Linked DNA regions of Homo sapiens: region 1 is linked to region 2. The links are chromatin loops, found by intact Hi-C in ENCODE. Cell type or tissue: PC-9. All regions are shown on one strand. Each heading gives the region's core, and the rest is flanking DNA. Links, peaks and the distances in the headings are about the cores only.

Region 1 (15,868 bases), core at 2,803-10,802, 320 kb before region 2:
TACTGGGTATATATCCAAAGGAAAATAAATCATTCTACCAAAAAGACACATACAATCACATGTTCATTGCAGCACTATTCACAATAGCAAAGATGGAATTAACCTAGGAGTCCATCAATGGTGGACTGGATAAAGAAAATGTGGTACATATACACCGTGGAATACTATGCAGCCATAAAAAATAATGAAATTCATTAAAAAGAATGAAATCATGTCCTTTGCAGAAACATGGATGCTGTTAGAGGCCATGATCCTAAAGGAATTTAATGCAGGCACAGAAAACCAAATACTGCCTGTTCTCACTTATAAATTGAAGCTAAACATTGGGTATGCATGGACATAAAGATAGCAACAGGCCAGGTGAGGTGGCTCATGCCTGCAATCCCAGAACTTTGGAAGGCCAAGGTGGGAGGATTCCTTGAACTCAGGAGTTCAAGACCAGGCTGGACAAGATAGCAAGACGCCATCTCTACAAAAAATAAAAAATTAGCTAGGCATGGTAGTTCACACCTGTGGTCCCAGCTACTAAGGAGGCTGAGGTGGGAAGATCGCTTGAGCCCAAGAGGCTGAGTCTGCAGTGAGCTGCAATTGCAGCACTGCATTTTAGCATGGATGAGAAAGTGAGACTCTGTCTCAAAAAAAAAAAAAAAAAAAAAAGATGGAAACAAATAGGCTACTAGAGAAAGAAGGGAGAGAGGAGGGCAAGGGTTGAAAAACTAACTATTGGGTACTGTGCTCCGTACCTGGGTGATGGGATCAATTGTACCCCAAACCTCAGCATCATGCAATATACCCAGGTAGCAAACCTGCACATGTACCCTCTGAATCTAAAATAAAAGTTGGAAGAAAAAAACTTCAAAGCAGCAGCCCTATTTAACATTCTCCCCAGCGTGTATGAGGGCTCCAATCCCTCCACATCCTCACCGACGCTTGTTATTGTCTGTCTTTTTGAGTACAGTCTCCTAGCAAGTGTGATGTGGTCTCTCATTGTGGTTTTGATTTGCATTTCTCTAATAACTAATGATATTGAGCATCTTTTCATGTGTACATTGACCAGGCCATTTGTATATCTTTTTTTTTGGAGAAATGTCTATTCGAATCCTTTGGTCATTTCAAATTTGGGCTGTTTTCTATTATTCAGTTGTAAGAGTTTTTATGTACACATAGAAGTTTTTAGATACAAGTCTCTTATCAGATATATGATTTGCAATTTTTTTTCTCATCCTATGGGTTGCTTTTTCACTTTCTCAATGGAGTCATTTGGTATGCAGAAGGTTTTAATTTTGATGAAGCCCAATTTATCTATTTTTTTCTTTTGTCATTTGTGCTTTTGATGTCATATCTAAGAAGCCATTGCCTACTAAATTTATGTTTTCTCTGAGAGTTTTGTAGTTTTAGATCTTACATTTAGGTCTGTGTTGCATTTTGCCTTAATTTTTGTATATGGTGTGGGGCAAGAGTCCCACTTGGTTCATTTGAATGTGGATTTCCAGTTGTCCGGCACCATTTGCTGAAAAGACTATTGTTGCACCATGTAACTGTCTTGGTCACACTTAACTTTTATTGGCCAGTTTTATCATTTTCAGCTTTTCATTATCTTTTTTTCCAGAATTGAACTGACCTTGGGAATAACCATCCGATTCCATTGTCCTTATAGTTACGATTTCATCCAAATTTCTTAAACAATATCAATGCAAAAATTCTAAAATATTAGCAAAGGGTATTCAGCAGCACATTAAAGAGAATACAACCAATTCAGGATCATAGGAATGCAATTTATCATGTACTTAAAAAATTCTGATTAGTATTTTTGTTGAAATTATAGTAAGCTCTTTTTATTTTTTTTGAGATGGAGTCTTGCTCTGTTGCCCAGGCTGGACTGTAGTGGTGCGATCTCAGCTCACTGCAACCTCCGCCTCCTGGGTTCAAGCAATTTTCCCTGCCTCAGCCTCCCGAGTAGCTGGGATTACAGGTCACCCCAGCTACTTTTTTGTATTTTTAGTAGAGACGGGGTTTTGCCATTTTGGCCACCACACCCAGCTAATTTTTTGTATTTTTAGTAGAGACGGGGTTTTGCCATTTTGGCCAGGCTTGTCTTGAACTCCTGACCTCAGGTGATCCACCTGCCTCGGCCTCCCAAAGTGCTAGGATTACAGGTGTGAACCACTGTGCCCAGCCGAAATTATAGTAACTGTATAGATTCATTTGGGGATAATTGATATTTAATAAAATTAGGGCTTCTTGTTCCAAAACAGTGTATCTTTTCTCATCTGTTCAAATCTTACTTGACAAATTTTGCTTATATATATCTAATATCTTTGACATTACTAATTTAGATCCAAAACTATAAAACTATAGATGAAAAGAAAAGAGTAAACCTTTTGAACTTGGCTTAGGCAATGGTTTTTTATTTCATGTTTAATTATAGACATGTATATATTCTGAGAAATGTGATTTTGTCATTGTGGGAGCATCTTAGAGTGTACTCACACAAACCTAGATGGTACAGCCTATTACTTTCCTAGGCTGTATGGTATAGCCTATTGCTCCTAGGCTATAAACCTGTACAGCATGTGACTATACTGAAGACTGTAAGCAATGGGAACACAACATTAAGTGTTTGTGTATGTAAACATATCTAAACATAGAAAAGGTAGGATAAAAATATGGTATTAAAATCTTATGGGACCACCATTGTATATGTGGCCCATTATCAGCCGAAATGCCATTATGTGGTGTATAACTGTATTGGAAAATAGAATTTTCTTCCGACTTTTTCTGGACTGGTCTCTTTGTATGTAATTAGCCACCTTCTGTAATATTTTTGTGTTGTTTGTTATATGTTTCAATTGATTTGCTCCTGTTTTATAGCAAGATCATATCATGCGTGATTACATTAATAGACTTCCTGATACTAATTTTTTTTCCATCAATATTCCTATGTGTGATTGGCCTGGAGTTTTCTTCTATTATCTTAAACAGATTTTTATATGAATGCAGGGAAACTTCATTTACAAAAAAGAATTGGGATGTTGTCTTATTTGTACTTGCTCCAAAAAGTTTAAATAGGTTTGGGGGTTATTTAATCCTTACAGATTTAGGTCTCTGTGAGGCCATCTGAGCTTTTCTGGGTGTGTATATGTGTGTGCACACACCCCAGTTTGGTTAGCTCTTTGACAGATGTCTTAATTCCTCTTACGGTAATTAGTCTGTCATTTTTTTCTCTTCTGAGGTTGGTTTCACAATTTACACTTTCCTAGAAAAATCACCTATTAGAAATGTGCATGCACTGAGTCGAGCACACACCTGCACTGGCCTTCACTGGTATGCCACCACGTGCGCCTCTGGTGAAAGCTTCACTGACTTAGTGGCTATCTTGGACCCGGGACGATCTGTGCTCCTCCTGCTGCTACCTACAGTGGGGTCCTCATTGGCAGCTGGGCAGGAGGTGATCCAGCTCCAAATTCCCATCTCAGCATCAATGTTTTTTGGTTATCAGACCCTCCTTTAAATGCACGGGAGTCAGTATACCTTTAAAATAACACCGGCTGGTGCTGCTTCTTCTCTCCCCCTCATTTGGCTTCCTTAGAGTGGAAGCAGGGCGGGAGCCTTAGACAGTGTAAGATGGCTCTAGTTTACCTGATTAGTCCTGTGAGCTGGCACAGGTTCTCCCCGGGGTCTGTATTTGGGGGTGGTGGGGGCAGTAGAGCTGATCATCTCATCTCACTCTGGACACGCTTGGGAACTATGCAGGAGGTAGAAATCCTAAGACTGAGCTCATCATGGCAATCCCATTCTCCTCGTAGGTGGCTGGTTCAAGGGAGGGCATGTATCCCTATTCTGGCCAATGGGACTTGAGAAGATGTCCTTGGGGCGACTTCTGCACAATGATCAGCAGCCCCTGTTCTGTCTACACAATGTGTCAGTGGTTGCTACAGCCATCTTGCAGCCAGTCTCAGGATGAAACCAACACATGAAGCCATGAAAATCACAGAAATGAGCTGACGTCCTGATGGGCCTAGAGCTGCCCTCCTTGGGTGCTTCTTATGTGACATATTAAGCCCCTTATTAGTTGTATCAATGCCAATTAGGATTTTCTACCACTTGCAGCTGAAGACATCCTAAGGACTATACTTGTAAGTGGATTCTAAGTGCAGCTATTTCTGTTTCAGATTCAGCTAGGTCACCACTATAGCAGATGCCCACTTCTCTGACCCGCCGAAGGAAGATCGCTATGTGGGAATTGTAAAAGAGATTTCCAAAAAGCAGTTTTGTAACTTTTGGCCACGTGTCTATCCAAGAGTATCAAAGAGTTGAGGCAGTTATCCAGGAGGTCTGAAATCACAGAAGGTGTTTGGAGAGCGTGCTTAGCACTCTGTGACTTCTGCTCACACTTCGTGGGGAAGGGATGGAGATGCCTCCTCCCTTTCCCTCACTTCCAGGCCAGGGAGGGGAGCTTTAATGGGATCTCAAGGAGCTAGACATTTAATTCACAGAGCCGAAGGGGCATGGTGGACTGATGTTTTATTCATGCCTAAAAATTCTAAAGGGTATGAGAATGTGATTGTGGATGGCCTGGACTCATGGACAGAGTTCCACAGAGCAGGTATGTACCTGGCCTTGTGATAGCTCCTGTGGGGTTACTTTAGATGCTGCCTCATATGGGCTGAATTGTGCTCCCTCCATCACTAAATTCATGCGTCGAAGCCCTAAACCCTAGAACTTCAGAATGTGACTGTTTGGAGATAGGGTCTTTAAAGAGGTAATTAGGTTAAAAAGAGGTCATTAGGGTGGGTCATAATTTAATATGACTGGTGTCCTTACAACAAGAGGGAAATCAGGACACAGAAATGTGCATGCACAGTGGGAAGACCATGTGAAGACATGGAAAGAAGACAAGCTAAGGTGTATTAGCTTGGGCTGCAATAACAGAATAGCACAGACTGCATGACTTCAACAACAGAAGTGTATTTTCTCACAGTTCTGGAGGCTGGAAGTCCAAGATCAAGGTGACAGCTGAGTTGGTTTCTGGTGAGATATCTCCTCCTGTCCTGCAGATGACTGCCTTCTCACTGTGTCCTCATTTGGCCTTTTCTCTTTGTTGTGTGGAGATAGAGAGAGCCCTGGTGTCTCTTCCTCTTCTTATAAGGAAACCAGTCTTATTGGATTAGGGCCCCATACATATAACCTTGTTTAGCCTTAATTACCTCCACAAAGGGCCTGTCTCCAAACACAGTCACATTGCGGGTTAGAGCTGCAACCTATGAATTTTGAAGGGGTAAAATTCAGTCCAAGGCTCAGCCTGGTGGCTCACATTTGTAATCCCAGCACTTTGGGAGGCCTAGGCAAGAGGATCCCTTGAGGCCAGGAGTTCAAGACCAGCCTTGACAACAGAGCAAGACCCTATCTCTCCAAAAAAAAAAAAAAAAAAAAAAAAAAAAAAAAGTTTCTTTGTGTCTGGTTAATTAATTTAAAAATAAAATGAAAAAAATGTAGCCGGGTGTGCTGGCACAGTTGTAGTCCCAGCTACTCGGGAAGCTGAGATGGGAGGATCGCTTCAGCCCAGGAGCTAGAGGCTGCAGTGAGCTATGATTGCACCACTGCACTCCAGCCTGGGCAACAGAGCAAGACTCTATCTCTAAACAAAAACACAAACACAAAAACAAAACATAGAAGAAAACACCAATGCAGTATCACAGAAGGTAAGAGTAGGGCACATTTTTATGCTACCCCGAGGCAGGGATTCTCAAATGTGGACATGGCTAACATTTGGGGAGATTATTCTTTGTGCTGGGGGCAGCTCTGCGTTGTAGGATGTTTAGCAGCTTCCCTGGCCTCTTCCCACTAGACGCCGTAGCACACTCCACTCTACCCAGTTATAACAACCAACTATATCTCTGGACATTACCAAATGTCCTCCTGGGGGCAGAATTGCCCCTGGTTGACAGCCACTGTTTTAAGGAGGCAGAGGTTAAGAAACAGAGGTTTGGGCTTTACTTTTAACTCCATGTTTTTGCAGTGTGTCAATTTTTTGCAGAATACAAGTATTTCTTCTGTTTAAAAAATTAGGAAAAAAAGGAGTAATAATTTGGTCAAATGCTGTAAGCATTTGCAGGTGGCCCAGAGGTGCTGTTGGTGACCTGTGGCATGTTCAGAGGTATGGTGGGGAGATGACACCAGGTGACCAGGATTCAAAAGGGCCGGGAGAGAGAGGAAGCTGAGGTGGTGGAGGCCCAGCATTCGACAAGGAGAGAGGCGAGGAAAAAGCAGAAATAAATGAGTGATCATAAAGCTTCTCAAATACTACCATTTTCCCTAATTTTAAAATCCCAAAGAAAGGCTTTTCTCAATTTGCTTTATATAAGACAATTTTGGAAACATCTGAAGTTTGGCAGCAATTCCAGGAGAATTTGGCTCTGCAAATCCCAGTAGCTAATTGTACTACTGTTTGCCAGGGCCACAGACTAGGGTCGTTACACAGGACTTTATTTCTTCCCCGTTCCGGAGGCTGGAAGTCCAAGATCCAGGTGCCGGGAGGCTGGAAGTCCAAGATCCAGGTGCCGGGAGGCTGGAAGTCCAAGATCCAGGTGCTGGCAGGGTTGGTTCCTCCTGGGGCCACTCTCCTGAGCTGTAGATGCCATCTTCTCCCTGTGTCCCCACCTGGTCCTCCCTCTGTGTGTCTCCGGGTCCTAATTTCCTTTTCTTATAAGGACACCAGTGAGATTAGATTAAGTCCCACCCTAATGGCCTCACTTTCACTTAATTACCTCTTTTAGGGCTCCATCTTCAAATAGAGTCAAATTCTGAGGCACTGAAGGTTAAGATTTCAGCATATGAATTTTGGGGGGACATAATTCAGCCAATTGCACTAGTGACCATCTCAGGGGTCTGTAGAGCCAGCTGGTTCCCTACAACCAGTGCTCCCCATCTCCATTACAGGAGCCACTGCAGGTAGCCCCAGGTCATGGTGGCCACCACGGACCACTGCCTTCAGCACCCTCCCTCCCTCCTCCATCTCTTCTGTCATCCCCCACAGTGACACACACATTACTCTCGTGGATCCTAAATGTGAATCGACTGCTCCTCATTCATCCTGGGTGTACCCAACATCTTCGAGTCATCTCAGGGCCACTCCTATTTGTTGCTTCGATCTTTGGCTACTTGAACTTAAAGGGGTCAAATAAACAGACTTCAAAGCCATGGTGCATATAATAACGTTTGGAATTCAGGATGTAGACAGGGAACCTCCCTAAATGTCACAATTCTCTTAGCCCTATAGTAAGGCATGCCCCACATTAGAAAATAACAGCTCAGAGGAGGTTTTTCCCTGGGGATAGCTATGTCTCTAGGAAAATGTCCCATTCACGATGAGTCACCGCTGAGAGAGCATCAGCTCATGTTTTTGGTAATTTACTAATAAAATGGTATCTCTATTAAATACATATATAGAAAGGTAAAAATAGATTGAGCATTTTCTAAATAGCTCTGGCTCAAGGTAAGGTGGTGAAGGAGTTGTTAGTTCTTTTGGAGCAAAATAAAGCTGCTCTTCCTTCATCCCCAACCACACTTCAACTTCATCCTAGGACAAACAAGAAATCCTCCAAAGAAAGAAAATGAAAATGCTGTTCTTGACTGGATTGCTTCAGAAATATGCTTGGACTTGAGAGTTCCAGCTTTTCTGGGATTCATTCTTACAGAGTCTAACCCTTGTGGTTTTTTGGTAGGAGGCAATTTCTGTGCTGGTTATGATTTGAAGGAGCTGGCCCACAGCTCAACCTTGCTTAAATTGGAACAAGATGTCACCAGTGGTCTTGCTCCCATAGTAGGTACTAGAAAATAGATTCTTGATGGATGAATTTGAGGCCATTCCGGGAGACTCTTGTTAGTTTCCATGACTAGAAATGACACCACCATTCTGTCATTGCGTTTCAAGTGCCTTGTACCACGCAGGGAGTGTGAGTTGTAGTGGGTGGTTTTTTTTTTCTTTTCAATTTTTTTTTATTTCAAGCAATGAAGGTAATGGCAAAGAATTTTTCATAAAAACAAGTGACAAATTTCACTCGAGTTACTGACACATAGAAGGAAAAAATTAGTTTTTGCTTTGAAGCTAACCAGAAACAAATGGGACTGTTTCTCCAAAGGAAAAGTTGGAGTTTAGTTATGATACATCCCCTCCCAGAAATCTAGGAAATTATACATACTGTACCCTCTGTTTATAAGAATATGAATAACATGATTGTGTGCACAGGGTCAATTGCAGTTCAGATGAGAATTTACCGCTGCTGAGCTGCAAATGGATAAAGACAGAGAGAGCTGCTGTTAACCCCTTATTAACACAGCCCAAATGCCTTTCTTTAAAGGAAAACTTAGACCAAAAGCTCCTTGAGGCCAGGAAAGATGTCTTCAATATCTTTAGATATTTCCCCACCTCCAGTGCGGGTCCCGGTGGTTGGCACACAGTAGCTGTTCAAGTGAATGAACGAATCACTTTTGATCAAAAGAAGAAGCAGGGCTTGTTTTTCAAATTGAGAAATGGGAGTGGTTGTATTGTAGCTGCATTGTTGAGTCTCCTGTGTGCCACGTGATCCAGCAGGAGAATCATAACCGGGCTGAGCCCACTCTCTCCCATGCTGACAGTGCTCTTAGCAGCCGCGGCCACAACACGACCTCAGTGACAGCAGCCACGGCGGGCCAGGATCTGTGCTAAGGGTTTTCCATGCCTCCGTTGCACGTACCCTAACAACCACCCAAGGAGGGGGTGTTGTCTTTGTATCCCAGAACGGTTAAGCAGCTTACTTGGGATCACACAGTAAGTAGCGTGGCAAGAACTTGCACTCAAGCTTGTCTGAGTCCAAGAGCCACCCCAGCACACTGCTCACCATGGTCTTCCCAAAGGGATCGGGCTTATTCAGAAAGCCGATCAATTGGAAGGACCACGTAGTCACCGTAGAAGAGCTTGGGAAGAGTGTCAGGCAGTCTCAGGGGTATTTAGGGTCTCCAGGGTCCACTCCCTGGCATTCCTGGAGGGCTCTAGTGAAAGCGTGATTATCCCGGGCAGCCTTCAGCAGTGGAACAGCAGGGAACGCCAGGGTTAGGAAAAGCCGTGGGAGGGAGGAAGAAGCTGGAAGGGAGGGCATGCCCGCCTGAAGCCTGAGTAGCCTCGGGGTGTGCAGGGGTGGGGAGTGGTGTTTTGGACGCCGGCCTGGCCCCACCCTGCTGACTGCCCCTGTGGGAGGAGGGTGGGGCCGTGAAGGGAGGGTTGTTTATAAGCACCTCTGGCCTTTGAAAAACACCAGCTGATGGCGCCACTTCCTTCGCTTCTAGTGTAAGGCCCCTCGGAGTCAGTGTCACTCCAGCCACCTGCAGTCCCCAGCCCGGGCTGGGGCGGAAACGCAGGGCAGCAGAATGAGCGCGGGTTTTGAAATCCAGCTGTGATTTGGACCAGCTGTGGGCAGATTACTTAATAGCTCTGTATCCTTCTTGGGAGTAATAATACCCACCTTATGCAGTTCTTGTGAGAATCAAAATGAGTCCAAGCATGTGAAATATTTAATGCCTGGCATTTGAGAAATGTTCAATAGTAGTTTCTATTCCAAACTCGCCCATCCTCAGCCCACAGTCAGGGTGGCTGTTCCCCATTGTAACCCTCTTGAGTGCATTACTGATATGCTCTAGGGTATGCTTGAGAGAGGATATGGGAATTTTCCTTCCACTCTTCACCTAGGTTTTTACATATGATCCTTATTTGTGGAGTGGTAGCAGTAAATCCTTGAGGGCATGCATGCCCACGGTTCCGCTCCATGTTTATTAAAGACCTACTATGTGCAGACACTGCTGGGGACAGAAAAATGAATATGACATAGCCCTGCCCTCAAGAACCTTATAGTCCAGCTGAAGAGATAGACATACAAATAAGCAATTTAAATATTAGGCGTTAAATGCTGTGATGATGGTGTGTACAGAATGCTAAGACAGCACAGAGGAAGGACAATGAGCATAATCTTGGAGCTGAAGATAATGTCCCCAGGAGGGTACGGTCTGAGATGAGTCTTAAAGGAGCCAGGAGAAGTTAGCCAAGGTGGTGACCTTGGACTTATCCAATGAACTAAGCTGGAACCGCATTTCCCAGAATTCCCTTCCCTGTGTGGCTCTGGGCTCAGACTGACCCCATGAGAAATGTGCACGAGGTCTGGAGGGTAGAAGGAAGGCAGCAGCTGTGTAGATGTTCCTTGTGTCAATGTGGAGCCGGGTAGCTCACGCTTGTTTTTGCAGATCCACAGACTTCCCTTGTTGAGGTGAGGCAGCGCCTTCGACGTCTCTGACTCCTAGGCCAGGTGTGTGTCTAGCTCCGTGATGGAAGGTGCCAGCTTCCCTTGTAAGTGACCAGCATGGGCTCTGCTTCACCCTTCCGGGCTCCCAGCTTACCCAGGTGAGTTCTGGTTTGCTCTGGCTCTCCCCACTTCAAGCCTCTTTCCTTCCTAACTTCCTGCCCTGCTGACTTCAGGCCCAGAGCCAGATGCAGAAACAACAGATGTGTGTAAACTGTTGAACCAGCTCCTACGATTGCATGGGTGGGGGTGGGGAGTCAAATCCTGTAATAAATCCTTTGTTTGAGATCACATTGAATGATTCTACTTCTCTGGTTGAATCTCTTTTTTTTTTTTTTTGAGACAGAGTCTCGCTCTTGTCACCCAGGCTGGAGTGCAATGGTGCGATCTCAGCTCGCTGCAACCTCTGCCTCCCAGGTTCAAGTGATTCTCCTGCCTCAGTCCCCCAAATAGCTGGGATTACAGGCACCTGCCACCATGCCTGGCTACTTTTTGTATTTTTAGTAGAGACAGGGTTTCACCATGTTGGCCAGGCTGGTCTCGAACTCCTGACTTCAGGTGATCCACCCATTTTAGCCTCCCAAAGTGCTGGGATTACAGGCATGAGCCACTGCCCCCGGCCCTCTGGTTGAATCTTGATGGATGGACCAGTTAAGGATGGCTGAGGAAAAAGGTCCACACAGGAGGAATAGAACGAGCAGAGTTATGAAAGGTGGGGCTCATGCAGGGAACCACAGGTGGCTTGGCATTTCTAGAAACAGAATGAGAAGCAGAGAGAGCAAGAAGACGCTAGAGAGGGAGGAAATGGCTGGGCCGTGGAGGAACTGAATGGCATACTGAACGTTTGGCCAGTGCAAGATACAGCTGAATGAAGGAGGCTTCTGTATGCGTGGCGATGCTGCTGTGAAGTTTACGTGACCTGTTACGGTATTTGCTGTTCTCTGAATAATGTTCCACATGACAAATTTACTTCAGAATACAGTCCTTTTAAAAATGTTGATTCCTTTCTACAGTCAGATAGCAAGAATTAGGTGATATATTCTATCAGGACAGGGTAGGTTATACTGTCTAATAAATAAACCACCTATTTCAGTGGCTTCGTGATAAAGGGTTTGTCTTCCTCATGTCATGCTGGGCAGATGTTTTTCTTTGGTGACTCTTTATCAAGCAGTGTCTCAGGGCCCCAGGGTCCTTTTATCTCGTGACATTGCAAACTTAAATGTGTGGCCTTTGAGACTGCCAAGAAAATGAGATCGCAGATTGTGGACAATCTTGCCGGTCGGGGTGGGGTGGGTCACCGCTGGGCCTGAGTGTGGCTTCTGTAACTTCCAACAGGTCCTCACAAGTAGCACCCAGTCACCCGTCCCTAACTGCTAGCAGGCTGGGGAATGTGGGCTGGGAAAAGGAAAATAAAATGAGATCTGATAAATACATAGCATTGTATCTGCCGCTATTATCAGTTTGGAAGCTTTTCTTTACGGCTCCATCCCAGTAAAACAGTAACGGTGCTGGTGCATAGTTGAAATGTGTAGGCTTCCTTTTCCATTACACCATTTAGATCTTCTGTCCTTATTTCCATGCTTTTAGGTATTCAAAGACAAAAAACAACTTGAATTTTTCACATCACAAGTGAGTGCTTCTATTCTTCCATTTTAAACTACTCCTCTACTTCTATCTAGACGGGTGGCCCTAGCTTAACAAAGAACCTTTATATGAAAACACATGGTTGAAGGTTCTCTTTTTTCTTTTCTTTTCTTTTTTAATTGAGACAGAGTCTTGCTCTGTTGCCCAGGCTGGAGTGTGGTGGCATGATCTTGGCTCACTGAAACCTCCACCTCCTGGGTTCAAGCGATCCTCTTGCCTCAGCCTCCCACGTAGCTGGGATTACAAGTGCGTGCCACCACACCTAGCTAATTTTTGTATTTTTAGTAGAGACGGGGTTTCACCATGTTGGCCAGGCTGGTCTCGAACTCCTGATCTGAAGTGATCCGCCCATCTCGGCCTCCCAAAGTGCTGGGATTACAGGCGTGAGCCACTGCACCTGGCCCCAAGATTCTCTTTCTAGAATGCTTTTCTTTTGTGCCCTGGGATGAATACTTGGGTTCCAGGATTGTTTGGATTACAGAATATTAGCTAATGAAAATGTAGAGTGGTTGCTTTTCATAATTATGCAAATATAGAGAGCAAAGAAGTTACAGGTGACCAAGCGCATCATCATCACCCTTCCTATGTCTGTTTGTCTTGAGTCTCCCCAGTCACAACTCATTTACAGGGAGGCCAGCACAGGCAGGATATTACTGGTGTTTTGATTCATGGTTTAGAATGTATTTCCCCTTAGACATAGGGTTACAAACAATGATTAGGTGTATCTGAAAGAGAACCACAAGTCTTATCATCTTCAGGCACATGATGGATTAAGCAGGTGAAATAAAACCATTTGTTACATTAACTGTGGCAATTGTATTACAAGTTCCAGACAAAGAACCTAAACTTTTGGAAAAGGTGCTTTATTTATTTATTTTTTTCAATTTCCAAGAGGTTCTAATTGCAGATTTTCAGGCCATAATGTTTCAAAGATCAAAACAATAATGTAAAATGCTTTGAATTATAAGATATTACACAAAAGATAATTCTGTTCTAATTTTTTGTAGAGAACCTCAGATTGAGCATTGTGATATTGTGATGGTTAATTTCATGTGTCAGCTTGGCTAGGCCACGGTACCCAGAGAGTTGGTCAAACAGCAGTCTAGATGTTGTTGTGAAGGTGTTTCATAAATAGATTAACATTTAAATCAGTAAAGTATGATTAAAGCAGGTGACTGTCCATGACATGGGTGGGCCTCATCCTATGAGTTGAAGTCCTTAGGAGAAAAGACTGAGGTTCCCCGAGGAAGAAGGATTTCTGTCTCTAGGCTGTCTTCAGACTCAAGCTGCACTGTTATTTCCTTTCTGGGTCTCCAGCCTGCTGGCCTTCCCTGCAGGCTTCAGACTTGCTAGACCCCGCAGCAGCGTGAGTCAATTCCTTAAAGTTATCTATCCATTATCTATCTATCTATCTATCTATCTATCTATCTATCTATCTATCTATCTAAATATCATCTATCTATCTAACTATCTACCTACCTACCTATCTATCTATCCATCCACCTATCTACCTATCATTTTCCTACATTCTATTGGTTCTGTTTTTCTGGGGAATCGAAATAGAGACATATTTTCGAGCAAAGGAAAACAGCCAATATTTACTAATTTGCATCTAAAAATATTAAAAATTGTGCATCCACATACAAAATGTTCTTTGAGAAACACAAATCCAATTGATGACGGAATTTGTTATTTCTTTGTCGTCAGCCATCTTCCATCTTCTCCTATTTTCTATAAGTCCTTTCTGGGGTCCCCCCTGCCCCCCACTTCTGGGTTCTTTGCTTGAGCGCACAGCAGGCAAACACTTTTCGATGGGAGAACCCATAGTCCAGTAATGAATTTAGGACTGTTCACTTTCAAATCTATGGAGAGGATTATTCTCACTTCCTCCTAACTCTTATTTCACCTCTGATAAGGAATTCAGTTCACGTTAGGTACACATTCAGTACCTTCCCAGAGACAAAGGAAATTGGTGCTAACAAATATTAAATAGCATTTAGGACACAAGCCAGTGGAAGAAATGAAAATTTAAAATATGACTGACACCGTCTCTGACCTACCCCTCTCCATCCAAGTTTGGCTGGACTCCTGACGCTCTGTGTGATGTTCCATACTTGGGATATGGTTGGATATTTGAACAAGTAAGGTTGCACAAAGAATAAAATGTCAGCTTTCTGAAGGTGATTTGTATTGTGTGAGGTCATACCTCCTAATGAGGTACGTAGGAGAAACAATGTCCTGTGAAGAACTAACGCTGCTCATGTAGCTGTCCTTGTGGTGTGTCAAAAAGCGCTCATGTCTGTTGAAAGAGTCCAAATGAAACAAAAGTAAGAAACAGTGAAGAATTACACATAATAGAGGTCAACTTGCAGATGTCCAGTCTAGGATACATTTTAGGAAGCGTTCCATTCTTTTCCTTATTATGTTGGAAGACAATAAATCTGAGAAGATTAAAAATGAGGGGATGTGGGGGAGGCTAGATTAGGAGTTCAAATCATTCTTGCTACTCCTTCTCTTTCCTTGTTTTAGAAGCTGGGAAGATAGTGTATATCTTCTAAATTGAAATGGCCCATCATAAACCTCATAATGTTAGAAATTCAAGTCCTATTTATCATCCACATTAAAGACAAAAGATATCGAGTATGCAGCTGTCACTTGGGCCAGTGTTAAAGAAGTTAAAAGTAAAAGCAGACGGCAATGTAGGCATTGACTTGTGTTTCAGAAGGCACAGGAAAGAACAATTAGGGGAATAAAAATGAAATTTGCCTATACAGAAGAAATATGGTTAGTTAAACCATAAACACTGAGTAACACTGAATCAGGGAATGAGGATCTCTAAGGTCCCATGCAGCCTTGCAGTGCGGGATCTTGGGAGAATGACAGTCTACTTTCTGCTTTCCTACAGATAACTGTTTCAATTTTTTTTTTCTTTTTTTTTTTTGAGACAGAGTCTTGCTCTGTTTCCCGAGCTGGAGTGCAGTGGTGTAATCTCAGCTCACTGCAGCCTCCACCTCCCAGGCTCAAGCAATTCTCCTGTTTCAGCCTCCCGAGTACCTGGGACTACAGGCTCATGCCAGCACGCCCAGCTAATTTTTATATTTTTAGTAGAGATGTGGTTTCACCATGTTGGCCAGGCTGGCCCCGAACTCCTGACCTCAGGTGATCTGCCTGCCTCGGCCTCCTAAAGTGCTGGGATTACAGGCGTGAGCCACCGTGCCCAGCCAACTGTTTCAATTCACATGTTTGTAAGGCAGGAGATATCCAGGGGTTCTTCTGGGTTCCCACCCCTGGAGCGCAGTGCCTGGGACCCAGGAGGCTCTCCATATATTGCTGAGAAATCAATTCCTCAATAGATATTCTAAAATTAACATATCAAGGTTGTGCCTTAATACGCAATAGGATTGTCAGAATTAAGTCCTAGGGAACTTGTTCTTAGTCTCAGGTTTTTGCCTCTAATTGTGCGTCCTTGGGCAAGTCAGTAATCTCCCCAGGACTCAGTCTCCTCATCCGCACAATGAGGAGTGTCAATTAGATGGTCTTTATATTGTCTCTGGTACAAGCATTCTATGACTCTGTGAAATTAGCTTAGGTTACCCAAAGCTTAAACCACATAAATCCTACTTTACAATTCAATCCAGTTCAACCATAAACATTTAAACAAATATTTATTAAGTACCGCCTATGTGCAAGACACACCATCATCTGCCTGAGGTACGTGAGGATGAAGGCTGCCATCCGCTCTTGTCCTCAAGGAGCCTACCCTCAGCAAGGGTGGAAGACAGGACATGAAGTGAGTACTGGAAGGTTCCAGAACTCCTCCAGGGCAGCACTGTGTCCTTCGTATTGGGATGGTCATGTTCTTAGAACTGGGGGAGGGGCTGTGAGCTAAAAAAAAG
Region 2 (15,868 bases), core at 5,028-13,027:
TTTTTTTTTTTTTTGAGATGGAGCCTTGCTCTGTCGCGTAGGCTAGAGTGCCATGGAGCAATCTTGGCTCACTGCAACCTCTGCCTCCCAGGTTCTAGCGATTTTCCTGCCTCAGCCTCCAGAGTAGCTGAGATTACAGGTGCCTGCCACCACGCCTGGCTAATTTTTGTATTTTCAGTAGAGACAGGGTTTCACCATGTTGGCTAGGCTGGTCTCAAATTCCAACCTTCGGTGATCCACCCACCTCAGCCTCCCAAAGTGCTGGGATTACAGGCATGAGTCACCACGCCCAGCCTCTTTTATGTATTTTCTAAACTTTTATTTTTCTATGCTTCATTCTAGATATTTTCTTCAGATTTTCCTACTCCACTCCTTCTCTCTTTAGCTGTCTCTAATCTGCCATAAATCTTATCCATTGAGTTTTTCTTTTATCATAATTTTTAGTTGTAGAACTTTGTTCTTTTATAGCATTTCTAGTTCTCTGCTTAAGTTGCCAATCTTGTCATTTATTTCTTTAAATATATTAATCAGTGTTACTTTAAAATCTGTATAAGAGAATGATATTACTGAGATATGGCAGGATCCCCTGTGAGTCCATTTCTATTGTCTATCATTTCTCTTGGTATTCAGTCACATTGTCTTGACTCCTTATGTACATAATAATGACTGCCTGAATTCTGGACATTACACATAAAAAATGAGAGAGAATTTAAGGGCTAGGACAATGTTATTAATATATTTCTCCAAAGAGGAATATAAATTTGCTCTTTATAGACATCTAGGGATATTACCCATCTCAATTATCTTGATCCCACCAGGGATTGAGGTGATTCGCAGCTGAATTGCAGTGTCTGTGAGGAACGGTCTATTTCTATACACATTTACTCCCATGCTATATAGCCTTTCAGGGTCTCAATCCGAAGTTTTGGGAAGTTTAGCAGACAATTGCTGTATCAGACCCCAAACTCAGTTTTTTGTTCCCTAATCCACTGAGTTTGTCAAAAACTCTGCTAAGCTTATCAGACTCTCAGCTACCTCTAATGGAACATGCAGAGGTCCCTAAGGAAACAGTGGGCCCAAATGCTCACCTCTCTGTACTTCTTTCTTTTCCCAGATCTCAGTACTATAATTATTCACTAACTTCTTAGGACTCCAATGTATCCGACCAAATTTTTAAAAAAATTTGTTCTCTGAGGGAGGTTGGTTTAAATGGACTATTCTGCCATAAACAAAAGCCAATCCCCATTTATAAATATTTTATTATCACAAATACTTGTCCATTCATGGTAGTATGCTGGGGGCATAGCAGCACACATAATAAATTTCATATAAATAAAGTGTACAATTTTTCTGTCTCATTAGAGAACATATTTGCGGCATTATTTGTTAGCATGTCATTATCATAGGTTTTGACAGGATGGTAGGGAATAAATATTATTCCTTAATTCCATAGGTTTTAGAGTATGGAGGGATCATGTAAATTTACCTAAACTCCTCCCTTCCCATTTCATAGAGGCAGCAATAGAGCCCCAGGGATGTTGAGTGACTTATCCAAGATCAAACAATCAGCTAGTGGCACAAGCAGATTCTTAAATCAGTTATCACACTTCTAGAGCGCTGAGGTCTTTCTTCCATAACACACTGGTGTTGTTTGAGAAAGCTTCTATACATGAATTGGAGTTTCAAGTATGTTTCTGATACTAAGAGAGAAGTGAGGCTAGAGGACCCGAGATGATAGGGCATTCGAGTCATTAGGTGCAACTTGAAAAAAAAAAAAAAAGGCTTAGGTAGGAATGGGTTGATCACGTAAATAAACTGATGGATCGGCTGGGCACAGTGGCTCACGCCTGTAATCCCAGAACTTTGGGAGGCCGAAGAGGGCGGATCACCTGAGTTCGGGAGTTCGAGACCAGCCTGACCAACATGGTGAAACCCCCATCTCTACTAAAAATACAAAATTAGCTAGGGCGTGGTGGCGCGTGCCTGTAATCCCAGCTACTTGGGAGGCTGAGGCAGGAGAATCGCTTGAACCCGGGAGATGAAGGTTGCGGTGACCTGAGATCGTGCCACAGCACTCTAGCCTGGGCAACAAGAGGGAAACTCCGTCTCAAAAAAAAAAAAAGAAAAAAAGAAAAAAAGAAGGAAACTGACGGATCGAAGCGGCTGGGTTGGGCGGTAAACAGGCCGTGGGTAGGGAGGACAGAGAGGCGGCGTTCGCTCCTCTGGGACTTTTCACGCCTCGTTTTGTTTTTTTTCTTCAGATGTGGCTTTTTCCTGACGCAGGGTCCAAGCAGTCAGCTTGAGCTTACTCTTCTGTGAAAGCGGAAAGTCTCCTCTGAGGAAAGCGGTTGAACTTGTGGAGGGCGTGCGAGACGGGCGTTCTCCCCCATGCCAGGCGAATGGTGCGGCCTTGAGCTGGTCCAGCAGCCGGCTCGATGACAGGTCTGAGGGAGGCCCCAGAGGCGGCGGGAAGGTGGCCCGCAGAACGCGGGTTCTGTAAAGACACGTGGAGAAGATTCGATTCCGAGAACAGGAAGAGGCGGATGGAAAGACAGCCAGGCGGCTGCCGGGAAGGGGGCTGCCAAGATGGCGTCGGCCTCCTCCCAACCGTCGTTGGCGGTCGGTTTTTCATCCTTTGATCCCGGGGCCCCTTCCTGTACCGCGTCCTCAGCATCTGGAATCTTGAGCCCCACGGCATCTGAGGTGCCTTATGCCTCTGGCATGCCCATCAAGAAAACAGGCCATCGAGGTGTCGATTCCTCAGGAGAGACAACATATAAAAAGACAACCTCAACAGCCTTGAAAGGTGCCATCCAGTTAGGCATTACTTACACTGTGGGGAGCCTGAGTACCAAACCAGAGCGTGATGTCCTCATGCAAGATTTCTACGTGGTGGAGAGTATCTTCTTCCCCAGTGAAGGGAGCAACCTGACCCCTGCTCATCACTACAATGCCTTCCGTTTCAAGACCTATGCGCCGGTTGCCTTCCGCTACTTTCGGGAGCTATTTGGTATCCCGCCCGATGATTACTTGTGCTCCCTCTGCAGTGAGCCGCTGATTGAACTCTGTAGCTCTGGAGCTAGTGGTTCCCTGTTCTATGTGTCCAGCGACGATGAACTCATTATTAAGACACTCCAACATAAAGAGGCGGAGTTTCTGCAGAAGCTGCTTCCAGGATACTACTTGAACCTCAGCCAGAACCCTCGGACTTTGCTGCCTAAATTCTTTGGACTGTACTGTGTGCAGACAGGTGGCAAGAACATTCGGATTGTGGTGATGAACAATCTTTTACCAAGATCCGTCAAAATGCATATCAAATATGACCTCAAAGGCTCAACCTACAAACGCCGGGCTTCCCAGAAAGAGCGAGAGAAGCCTCTTCCCACATTTAAAGATCTAGACTTCTTACAAGACATCCCTGATGGTCTTTTTTTGGATGCTGACACGTACAATGCTCTCTGTAAGACCCTGCAGCGTGACTGTTTGGTGCTGCAGAGCTTCAAGATAATGGACTATAGCCTCTGGCTGTCAATCCACAATATAGATCATGCACAACGAGAGCCCTTAAGCAGCGACACTCTTCAAGTGTCAATCGACACTCAAAGACTGGCTCCCCAAAAGGCTCTGTATTCCACAGCCATGGAATTCATCCAGGGAGAGGCTCGGCTGGGCGACACCATGGAGGCCGATGACCATATGGGTGGCATCCCTGCTCAGAATAGTAAAGGGGAAAGGCTTCTGCTTTATATTGGCATCATTGACATTCTACAGTCTTACACGTTTCTTAAGAAGTTGGAGCACTCTTGGAAAGCCGTGGTACATGATGGGGACGCTGTCTCAGTGCATCGCCCAGGCTTCTACGCTGAACGGTTCCAGCACTTCATGTGCAACGCAGTATTTAAGAAGATCCCCTTGAAGCCTTCTCCTTCCAAAAAGTTTCGGTCTGGCTTATCTTTCTCTCTGCATACGGGCTCCAGTGGCAACTCCTGCATTACTTACCAGCCATTGGTCTCTGAGGAACACAAGTCACAAGTGATAAAGGTGCAAGTGGAGCCAGGTGTTCACCTTGGTCGTTCTGATGTTTTACCTCAGACCTCAGAATCCACCTTTGGAGGAAATCAGTGAGGGCTCACTATTACTGACCACAGTTTCTCACCTGTAGTTGGAAAGACTTTGCATATGCTAACTACAAGTATAACCTTGGAAAAACTTGAATGTACAGAGTCAGAGTTCACCCATTAAGCGCAAAGCCTCAGAAGACCTGGAACAAGATTCTGCTTCTCTGTGATCCCAAGATGTCAGCCCTTGCCCCAGCAATGTTGAATTTTCTTCTACTTGGTCATCAAAAAAGGAGTGTAAAAGAAGCGAGGTGCACTCTCCATCTTCTTCCTGAAGAAGAGCCTCCTATTCTTCTCTGTCCTCATAAATGGGCATTAGTGCCTTGGACAGTTGAGGACCACTCCATCCTCTCCACAGCATCCCCTCCACTCCAGAGTTGGGTGGCACGGATTTTCAACTGGCTAACCTTGGTTTCCACAACTGAATTTTTTTCAGACCCCCATTCTTCATGCTGGAAATGAGATTACTGGACTTGGCAGTTTTCTTTCCCCTCATCTTTCACCAGGAACTGGACTCTTCATTTCCTCAGGACAGACTAGCTGCCACATTATCCCCACCTTAGTTCTTTCTCTCTGATCCCTGGAAGAAAACCCCTGTAATCTCTGTATAGGTTTTTGGGGGATAAGGGTGTTTAACCACCTCCCAACTTTGTTTTTTTTTTTTTCCTGAAAAAAGGAAAAAGCGCACAGCACCAAATTTCAAGCCAGTTTCAGATCAAAAATCCAGAAGTGTTGACGAGATGCCTATCCGTAGGGTTCCCTCAGAAGAGCCACGGTGTTTGTGAAGGGAAAAGTAGTGATTGCTCTGCCAGAAGCAGCTCCTCTTTAAACTCCTCATCTCTTGATGAATTTCTTAAGGCTGAAGGAATGGAGAGAGTGGGACGTGGGGTAATCTTTACCACTTTTGTTAAAACATGAGGCAGCCATGGGTTGGGAGATCATAGCCCTTCCTGGGCAGAATCCTATTCACTGCCAGGCTATAATGATTATTACTGTTTTGCAATTTGAAATATATTCTGGTTGCTTTTCTAAATATGAAGACTTACCAAATGAATTTTAGATCATTCTCCAAAGGAGATTTTTTTGCTCTTCCCATCTTTTCCAACAGTGTTCTCCTGTTTGTGGTGCTAAGGTGAAGAGGGGACACCTCTGTCTGTTTAACAGGCAGTCCGTATCTGTGAGGCCAGCAAATATTTTCTTAAATTCATGGGGAGACAGTGGATTCTTGCCTCGGTGAGGTCATTGCTATGCCATATGTCCTACCCCCGTCTTCATGCAGAGAAGTTGGAAATGGGGGCTACATATGCCCTCTCCTCCCCACCTACAAGAGTTGTGGTTTTCCATCTGATCCTTCCACTGTTGTCAGGAGAAGAAGGGGGCCTGGTATCTCAGGCATATTGTTGAATTCCTGTTCTATCCCTTCTCTATCCCACCCTGCCTTGACAGTAGGTTAGCCCATACCCCAAATAACTTTCTATATTAGACACCCCCAGCCAGTTTCTGGCTGCCTGTCTTTGCTGCCATGTTCTTTTTTACAAGAAGGAAAGAAACAATTCTTGCTATTTTTTTCATAATTTACTATTTATGATGTATTTAAGTGTTTTATTAAGGACAGAGTTCTGTAAGGGGTGGGAGAGAATATTTGAGGGAGGGCTGGGTCTTAGGGAAAGGAATAGGGAATCAACATTTTAATGAAGTGTCTCTATTTGCTTCTACTTTGTATCATTCGGAAAAGGCAAATGCAATATAAAAGTGATATATGGTTTTAATGTAATAAACTTTTATCAGTTATTTAGAAAAAGAAAAGAAACCGATGGATCATTTTGACAACAATGAAGAAAGGAGACAGGAACAAGGAAAAGTTGAGGTTATCCTGTAAAGCATCTTAAAGCAGAAAGCAAGGCTCTTAGTTTGTAATTTAATACACCTGACTGTAATAATTGTAAAACAAGGCAGGAGTCAAGGAAGGGAGGCAGCTGACGATGCCATGTGTCTGTCAGCATAAGGCAAAGGCAGAGCGAGGTGAAAAGGCATGACCAGGAAAGATGACATGCATTGTCATAAATAAATGCAGAGAGAAATAATTTTTTTTTGTGAAAACGAACGGACCCATATACTTTATAAACACAGGGTACCACTTATTCTTCAAACTATCTAAACTAGTCATGGATGAGTTTTCAATGTTTTTATATGAGTTCTTTCATGAGTCCAAAATACTATTTCTTACATTGTGTCTTTCCATAACTTATCTGCCAATAAAGATACCTGCTAGGGCACCAGGAGCTTTAATGAGAGGCTTCTTTAATGTTATGTTACTAGCATGACTTCTGAGACACATTTATTCATCCACTCATATACTAAAGCACTCATTTGAGAAGCACTTATTAAAATTTATGCTAGAACTAAGGAAACAGATAAAAGACACAATCCCTGATGCCAAGAAGTTGCCTGCCTTGCTGATGGAATTTCCTAGTACCCCATGTTATTCTTGGCTGTGCAAAAATTAGATTTTTAAACTTTTATTATTGTCTAAAATTATGGGTTATACCATTTAGAGAAAAAAGCCTCACTACTGTTGCAGGTTGAGGTTACCATTGGGATATTAGGTATCAACACAGGCCCCATGACAGGATTTGAGTAAAAACCGTAGCCTTTGCATAATGACAAGTCTGTGTCACTTTTCCTAAAACTGTGTGAAAACAGAAAAATTACATCTTCTTCTTTTTTTTTTTTTTTTTTTTTTGAGACTAGTCTTGGTCTTGTTGTCCAGGCTGGAGTGCAATGGCATAGTCTCGACTCACTGCAACCTCCACCTCCTAGGTTCAAGAGATTATCCTGCCTCAGCCCCCCAAGTAGCTGGGATTACAAGCGCGCACCACCAGGCCCGGCTAATTTTTTGCATTTTTAGTAGAGATGGGGTTTCACCATGTTGGCCAGGCTGGTCTTGAACTCCTGACCTCAGGTGATCCACCCTCCTTGGCCTCCCAAAGTGCTGAGATTACAGGCGTGAGCCACCATGCCCGGCTAATTATATCTTCTTATTGCTTTCAAAGATCTTAATGACAATAAAGAGAGCCAACGCTCCATCCCAGAAGGAAGAAAATGACCATGTCACTTCTGAATGTTTGCTAGGATGCTAAAGTAAAAATGGGCTGAGGATATAAGAAATGCTAAAGTTCAGGTGGCATTGTTGCTTATAAGTCAATGAAAATTAAGTCACATTAAACATTCAGTTCCTTAGACACATTAGCCACATTCCGAGTACTCAATAGTTACATACGGCTAGTGGCTACCATATTGGACAACACAGATAAAGAACACTTCCCCCACTGCAGAAAGTTCTACTGGACAATGCTGGAAGTGAAATGGGTCTCCTAAAAAGCTTCAAAGGTAAGGTTGTACATGGTGTCGATGAGTTTGAGTAGCAAAGAAATTATTTTAAAATTATAATTAAATGTAATAAGAGATATTTTTAAAAATTCTGTTGGAACTTTTAAAGACATAATTTAGCCAAACAAAAATGATACAAATTTTCTCCTGGAACTTTGGGTGTTTGGGTGACTGTTTTGAATCTTGTCTGTGGGACAAGCAAGAGGCCGTGCCCCTGTGTGTGGCCACCAGATGGACCTGGGATCACTGACTGTGTTGTCTTGGAGTCATCCAGCTGTTGGCTGACAGAAAAGGGAAGGGCATTCACCCTGCATGCATATACATGCACACAGACATACCCTGCCTGCCTGTTGCCAGCTTCCATAACATGGGGGAGAAACTTTTAAAAAAGAAGGTCCTCTCATTTATGTGACTAAAGTTTTGCCTTTGAACTAGTCACATGGAGAAACAGAATGGCCTCATCTGCAGTAGATTTTAGTTAATGCAATTTATCTGGCTCATGTTGACATACTATACTATTCTACACTCTACTTACTTGCTCAAATCGAAGTCAATTTGATACATCCTACTCTTGATCTTAAAATATAAGACAGTAAATGGGTGCAGTATTTCTTGGGTTATTTGGATGAATGAGACCTAGAACAATATGAAACCTGTTACTGGGGCCTAAATGAGATTGGTCAGTGCTGGTTTCTTTTATGTCTTCTGTCTACCCCCTGGTGGAGGGATTCATTACTAGTCAGAGCCAAAGAAGGAAAGAGAAAGAGAAAAAAGCATGAATTATTTCCTGAACATCTATTCAGTCCCTCAATAATCTTGGGTTTGTTGTTTATACGAGAGTGCCAGCTCAACGGGAGAAGAGCTGAAACCCATTATTTCCCTTTGAACATGTTCTTCACCGGGAATGGCAGGAGGAGCAGAGCAGCAGGAGGGCTGTCCTGCCAAAACGCTGAACTTGGAACTGAAGGGGCCATCGCTCTGGGTGCAAAAAAAGAGTTCTGAGCTTTGCTGCTCTGGCAGGCCTGGAATCCTTCCCTTGGCTGTGGATAATACCTAATGATTCAGAGGAAGTACTGTCAACTCTTCAAAGCAGACCTAGCTAATTGTGTAATGTTATTCTGAGGCACTGGGAGAAGCCAAAAAAGAAGGGAGGCTGGGGAGAAATTCCTTCCTTTGCAATGATCAGCTTACATCCTGCACCATCAGATTTGATTATCCTTATCTTTTCTTGCATAACTACAAATGTTATGACTGGTCATAGTGACCAGACTTCCAAAAAAAAATCCAGCCACAGTATTTGACTCTATGACTGCCTCTGGCGGTAAATTCCTTAGACTAGCTACATGCTGTGCAAAAAGCTATTTCCTTTGATTTATTCATTTCCCAGTTCTTAACTCCATCAGGTGCCCCCTTGATCTCACATTAGAGAATGAGGCAAAAAAAGAAAAGGAAAAAAGAAGTCTGTTCATTTTGCCTTATCTCCTTGCAGTTAGGAAATGTAAATATCCACTAACCTCTTTTGCTCATATTGCACAGTAATTTTTAAAATTAACTCCTTTTAACTAGCTCTTTTTTTTAATTGAATAAGTAATACAAGGACCTGATTAAAAGATTTAGGCACTACAGGCTGGGTGCAGTGGCTCACGCCTGTAATCCCAGCACTTTGGGAGGCTGAGGCTAGCAGATCACGAGGTCAGATCGAGACCATCCTGGCTAACACAGTGAAACCCCATCTCTACTAAAAATACAAAAAATTAGCTGGGCGCGGTGGCGGGTGCCTGTAGTCCCAGCTACTCGGGAGGCTGAAGCCGGTGAATGGCGTGAACCTGGGAGATGGAGTTTGCAGTGAGCCGAGATCGCACCACTGCACTCCAGCCTGGGCGATAGAGCGAGACTCCATCTCGAAAAAAAAAAAAAGATTTAGGCACTACAATAAATAGAAAAAGGAAAAGTAAGTATCCCTCCCATTGCAGACCTGCAGACCCTTGATTCCTCAGACCCTACCCTGAGGCAGTCATCAGTACCAGCTGCTGGTATACACTCTAGAAATATCCAAATGCAAGCATGTGTGCATTTTCTCCTTTTAAAATGTATCTTTCTTTTTCACATAATAACATCTTGGAGATCATTCCATATTATCATGTTTAGTGCTAACCCATCCTTTTTCATGGCTGCATAGTATTCCCATTCAAATATACCACACAATTGATTAACCAGTTCCATATTAATGGATATTTATGTTGTTTCTAGTATTTTTCTCATATGAAAAGCTACAACAAAGACCTCTGTACACATCTTAACAAGTATGTGCCATACCTTGTTAAGCACATACCAGCCAGTATGTGCATTTTAAATGTTGATAGATATTTTCAGATCGCCCTCCAAAGAGGTTACATCAATTTATACTCTCCTTTGAGAGTATGTAGGAGTATGTAGGAGTCCTCTTCCTCACTTCTTTGCTAACATATATATTAACTATAACAAATAACTAATAATATTTTACAATCTTCCATCATATGACTGTTCTGCCTGAAAAACCACACAAGATGCAGTGACCTCTACGTAACCATCAGGTCCTGACATTAAGCCTTTTGCCCAGTCTCCTGTAACACCACTCTCACCTGTATAAGCCCTAACATCTAATAGGGAAAACAAGCAAGATGAAAAAAAACAAAGAAAACGGGTTACATAAACTAACGAACCAGCGCCACCTACACGTCCCTGGGCTTCTGTACCACCAAATTCGTGAACTAGCCAATTTGCACCTATAACTGTTTGTGTATGTGTTTTGGGGGATGGAGTTACCAAAAGATTCCTAAAACGGTCTGCGATTGCTACTTAAAAAAGATAAGCATCAGTGATCTATGTAATTAAAAAGAGAGCAAGAGAAAATTAAAATTGGAGGGCTGGATGCAGTGGCTCACGCTTGTCATCGCAGCACTTTGGGAAGCCGAGGTGGGAGGATTGCTTGAGGCCAGGAGTTCAAGAGCAGTCTGGGCAACACAGCAAGACCCCTGTCTCTACACAAAAATAAATTAGCTGGGTGTCATGGCATGTGCCTGCAGTCCCAGCTACTTGGAAGGCTGCAGCAGGAGGATCGCTTAAGGCCAGGAATTCAAGGCTGCAATGAGCTATGATCACACCACCGCACTCTAGCCCAGGCAACAGAGCAAGACCTTGTCTCTAAAAACAAAAAAGAAGGAAAAAAAAAACTGCATAAAAATCCAAATCCCTGATTTTATGGCTTAATGTAGATAAACTAAGTATTACGGTATACTTAACTACTAATATGTAAAATAATGAAATGACTCTAGGGCAGTGATTCTCCGATTTTGGACTAGAAACATTTCTAAAACAAAACCTGCGACCCAAAGTGGTCTTTGTCAAAGTTCTCTTACTTCAGATAGAGACATTAACCAAAAAATAGCTACCATGATCTGTCATCATTTCATAAGGCAATTTCAATACCAAAAAGTAGAAAAGCTATAACATGATAGTAAAAGGCAGTTCCTTAAGGTGGATAAATTTAACTCTATCTCAAGTTCACTGCTCTAACCCTCATGTTCTCATTTCACCATCCAGTCTGAGAATCCAAATGACACACACGGGAAAACTCTGTCCTGTAGGATCACTGTCCGTGGACTGGCATTTGAAAACTACTGCTATCAGGAACCTTTGCTTAAATTCATAAAGGCCAGGGATTCTTGCCTCTGTCTTGTATTTTATGTGTGTAGTTTAGAAATCTAGAGGAGACAGCCCCTAATTTTCAGTTCTGGATTTGCCGCTAATTAACTTCAGTTACTGAATCCTTCTATGAACTTCAGTTCTTAATATCAGATAAGAATAACACCTTTCCTGTCTATTTCACAGGACTGACAGGTTCAAAGAAATTCAATATGTGAGCAAGTTTTTTTGTAAACTATCATGCTTAATATAATGATTAAGTACTAACATTTATCAAGCATTTTTAAAGTGCCAGATGCTGTTCTAAATGCTTCCCAAATGGTATCCCGTCCAGCCTTTTTGGCAGCCAAGTAAGGAAACTGAGGCTCAGAGAGGATAAAGAATATGCCAAGTTCATACAGTTAGTGAGGAATAAGGTCAGGAATGGACCCCATGACTGTCTGGTTGCAATTCCATTTTTTTTTTGTTTTTTGTTTTTTGAGACAGGATCTCTCTCTGTTGCCCAGGCTGGAGTGCACTGGTACAATCTCGGTTCACTGTAATCTCCGACTCCTGGGTTCAAGCAATTCTCCTGCCTCAGCCTCCCTAGTAGCTGAGACTACAGGCACCCGCCACTGCACCTGGCTAATTTTTGTATTTTTAGTAGAGAAGGGGTTTTGCCATGTTGGCCAGGCTGCTCGCGAACTCCTGACCTCAGATGATCCATCCGCCTTGGCCTCCTGAAGTGCTGGGATTACAGGCATGAGCCACCACACAAGGCCTAATTCCATATTCTTAATCATTCTGATATACTCTTTCGTAATTAGTGATATAATTATATCATTGCAATTCTCGTATGCTACTGGCTGAATACTGTAGCTACTGGCTGAACATGCAATATTAATTAACAATTTGTCAGACTCAGGCCCTTCTAAGTCAGCAAGACCTCCAGATGATAGCTTTCAGCTTAATAAACAAAGGATTTGCTCAGGATCCATTCAGCTAATAGATGCCACTTTTTATGTTCAGATATTAACCTCTGTAGATAATTACATGCCCTAGCAGGTAGAGTGCTAGTCTACATTGCTAAGAAAAACGATTGGGCATTATTGCGCTCAAGCTGGAAACATGTCATTGGGTAAAGATGTAAAAAAAATAGGAGGAAAATGAGATATACAATCAGAAATGTCAAGCCTTTTGAGAAGTGTAATGAATTTGCTAAATCTTTAGTAAATTGTACACATGCATTAAAACAGTATATGAGGCTTGCTGAGCTGAAAACTTACACCTTAAGTGACTCTGTGGTACACTATATTTTTCTCATACATTTTATTTTGTGATTTATTTAGAATAAAACATCACCTACTTTTTATTTTACAGAAGGCAGAATCGTTTTTAGTTAACATTGGCTTTCAGCTTTAGCATGTCTACAGCAGAGAAATACATTGTGGCATTAGTGCCAGGGCAGGGGCTGCTAGTAGAAACGGCAGCATCCAGAGTCCAGCAGCCGTGTGTGGTGGCACGGCCAGCACCAGCATCCTCCATGTGCGTCCTTTCTTTGGACGTTCTGGTTTTGCTCCCCGCAGCACAAGACTACATTACCTCATACTTTACTTGGCAGTTTCCCAAGTAAACTTCCAGCACCCCCACCCTTCCCCTCTTTGCCGCCTAGAGCAATGCTTTCATCATGCTATTCTCCGTCTAGGAACTAGCTGGCTTTCCTGGTCTCTGTGGCATCTGGTCTGAAGTTCTCCCTTCAAGGTCCTACATAATTAGCTTCCATCTGCTTTAGCCAATTAATTTTTCATGACTTCATCAACCCAACCCTACTTCAGGCATGCAGGGGACGTCACCTTTCTTTAGCAGACAAAATGCTTATTCTTATTCTCCCATCTGGAATTTTCTACCTGCTCCCTCTACAGGGTAATATACTACAAAGAATGTAGACTTTGGAGTCAGACAAGATGTCGCTATGACTCTCAGTCAGATTATCTGTCTCTCTTTCTATATATATTTAAACACATACTGAGTGGTTACAGCATATGAAAAACTGTGTGAAGTTCTTTGTCTCATTAAGTAATTTATTCATCACTCTATACCTGTGAGGTCACTATTATTAAGTTCCCGGTTTACAGATGAAACAATGGAAGCACAAGGAGACGAAGGGCAGCCAGTCAGTGAGGAGCTGAGATTCAAATCTAAAACTGCCTGGAATTCAGAGCCAATCGTCTTAACCATGACTTAGGAGCATCTCACTAGTTGTATAAACTTGAGCAAACTGCTTAACCTCTCCAGTCTTTAATATTCTCAGTATAAACAGGGATATAAATGTCTACTCAGCAGGATTAATGAGATTATGTGTATAAAGTTGCTATCAAAGAGTCTGGCATTCAAAAGAGGCTCCACAAATGTTTCTGTCTTGTCTCTTTTCTGCCCATTTACATTCCATTCATCTTTTACATCCTGCCTCTTCCATGAAGCCTCTTTGGAAGACGCAATGACCTATTTCAGCCTACAGTGATTTCTTCCTCCTGTAAAATCCAAGCGTTCTAAAATGTAGTTTTAAACTGTTTCCCAACTATTTCATTTAACTTAGCCTTTGCTTCCTCAACAAAAGTTTTTTTACAGGGCAGTAATCACATATTATATACCTCATTTACACTCCCTGTAATTAGCCAAGTACTGGATACATGTTGACTGGCCTAGTGATACAGTCCCTGCATGCAGTCTAAGACAGATGTTGCTTTAGAAAAATTTCATTCTATATTTAACAATGCTTATAAAAAAGTATATGGCAAATATAAATTCATAATCTATCACTTGTCCAGTATAAGTAACAATGAATTAAAAATTCACAGACTTGAATTTAACTTTCCTACCTGTGTAAGTCTGTGCTATGCCTAGTCATTGAAGACTAACAGACAATTGGTATTTGCTTACCAAGCTATACTATATCTTGCCAAATTTCAATATTACCAAGAAAATAATGACCATTCCAGAAAACATTAATAACACTTATCCTTAAATATAAACAGCAGCCCATTAGGGCTTAAGTGCGTCACAGACAGCTTCATCGAGTTGAGTATTCATGGCTGGCGATTTCCCTCTGAGGTAGCTATGAAGACTAGTAAGGTAACTGGAATTTATAGAATTGGGTAACTAGTGTGTTAAGCCAATCCTGGGAGTGAGCCAAGATAAGAAAGCCAAAAATGATTCCACTGCTATAAACTAAAGCCAAACAATGAAGACAACTGATTTAAGACTCCAGACACTGTTCATTCTCAAGTTCTTAACTAGGCCTAGACCACTGAAATCTGGCTCCAAAATATTCCACGGAATGAACGATGTGCCAAGGCCTATGCCTGGCCCTCCTCCACCCAGGACTGCTTTCCCCACACCGCAGGCTGCACAGCCCCACTCGCTGTCCCTTGGGGCATGGTGGCACAAACCCTACTTCTGCTTTTAGCTTTTGTCACTGACTCTTCTTCAAGAGGTAATTTGACCCATTACCTTTTTAATAAAACAAATTGACTCATTCCACCTATAGCTTCTCAATTTGAGTCTCCTGGCTTGAAAAGAGCCAGTGGGAATCAAGGAACAATGAGAAAGGTAATGGATTTTCTAACATGGATGTGTGGCCAACCACATCGTTCGGCCAGGCAGTGGCCAGGCCAAATGGAAAGATGCCTTAAAGAAAGAAAACCTCAATTTAGCGATTTCCATAATTTATGAGGAATTGGTAAATTTCTGATACAATCAGAAATAAGCATTTTTATTTTTTAATTGTTTTGTGGAGATGGGGTCTCACTATGTTGCTCAGGCTGGTCTCAAACTCTTGGGCTCAAGTAATCCTGCCTTGGCCTCCTGAGGCTAGAGCCACCATATCCGGCTGCCTGAAATAAGTAGTTTTAAATGCCAGTTTCACACTATACTTGTAAAAGTTATACATTTCACTAGAGCAAATGTCAAACAAGTTGATTTTGAGGCGGAATGAAGAGACACGACATCGATACCTAAGCTTCCACACAGGGAAGAGGATTTACGAAGACCCAGAAAGCCAGACAGAGAATGGTCTATCTTTCCGGGAAAAATGCCCAGAGGCAGCCGATGAAACCCCCTAAGTAATGCTGCAGTGTCTCAAGTCCCTCTTCAATCTGCTCAGTGTTCCTCCCTGTGACTCTTATATCCAATTTATTACACCTTTCACTCATGGGGGAGGATATGTCAACACAGAGGCAAATGCAAACATTCAGATGAAATGTAAAACACAACCTAGTTTCCAAACAGCTTTCTAGTTGGCCTTGTACAGGCTCAACAGCCAGATGACTATTCTCAATTTTTTTCTCATCCCTGATTAAATACAGTACCGACTTCCTTTCAAATGAGAATTCCAGAAAGCAATGTCTAAACATTAGCAATCTTCCTAATTGTTATTCTTTGCCATGGGTACCATCAGGCTACCTTGGTGATGTTTAGATTGCTAAGGATTATAAAGATGCCTCTTCATAGGAGTATCTACCAATCCACATTCAAGGGGCCCAAAAAACTCTCACACTACCCCAAAACATGTTTTGCTGAAATAGATATTCATTCTTCTTTTTTTTTTTTGAGACGGAGTCTTGCTCTGTTGCCAGGCTGGAGTGCAATGGCACGATCTGGGCTCACTGCAACCTCCGCCTCCCAGGTTCAAGCAATTC

What was found. Peaks named below come from ENCODE experiments on the same cell type or tissue, not always from the same donor. Only the 100,000 strongest peaks of a DNase experiment are listed, where the experiment ranks them.
Region 1: it touches region 2 in a loop (5-fold over the local background); 3 of 110 quality-filtered maps call a loop at or near these places.

What each region holds. Positions count from the first base shown.
Region 1 is chr6:7,664,022-7,679,889 of GRCh38, forward strand. LOC105374906 (a long non-coding RNA gene) reads left to right here and starts at 8,628. Exons shown (of 4, transcript XR_926437.4): 1 at 8,628-8,809; 2 at 10,273-10,429. In PC-9, for the core only: no CTCF peak of the experiment used is centred there; a DNase peak (open chromatin) is centred at 7,190; H3K27ac peaks cover 590 bases.
Region 2 is chr6:7,983,951-7,999,818 of GRCh38, forward strand. The region is part of intron 4 of BLOC1S5-TXNDC5 (BLOC1S5-TXNDC5 readthrough (NMD candidate)); the gene reads right to left. It also overlaps the pseudogene PIP5K1P1. Among named protein-coding and RNA genes, the nearest start is that of BLOC1S5, 73 kb to the right of the region's middle. RefSeq lists an enhancer at 1,994-2,495. In PC-9, for the core only: a CTCF peak has its summit at 8,236 (motif pointing left); a DNase peak (open chromatin) is centred at 8,811.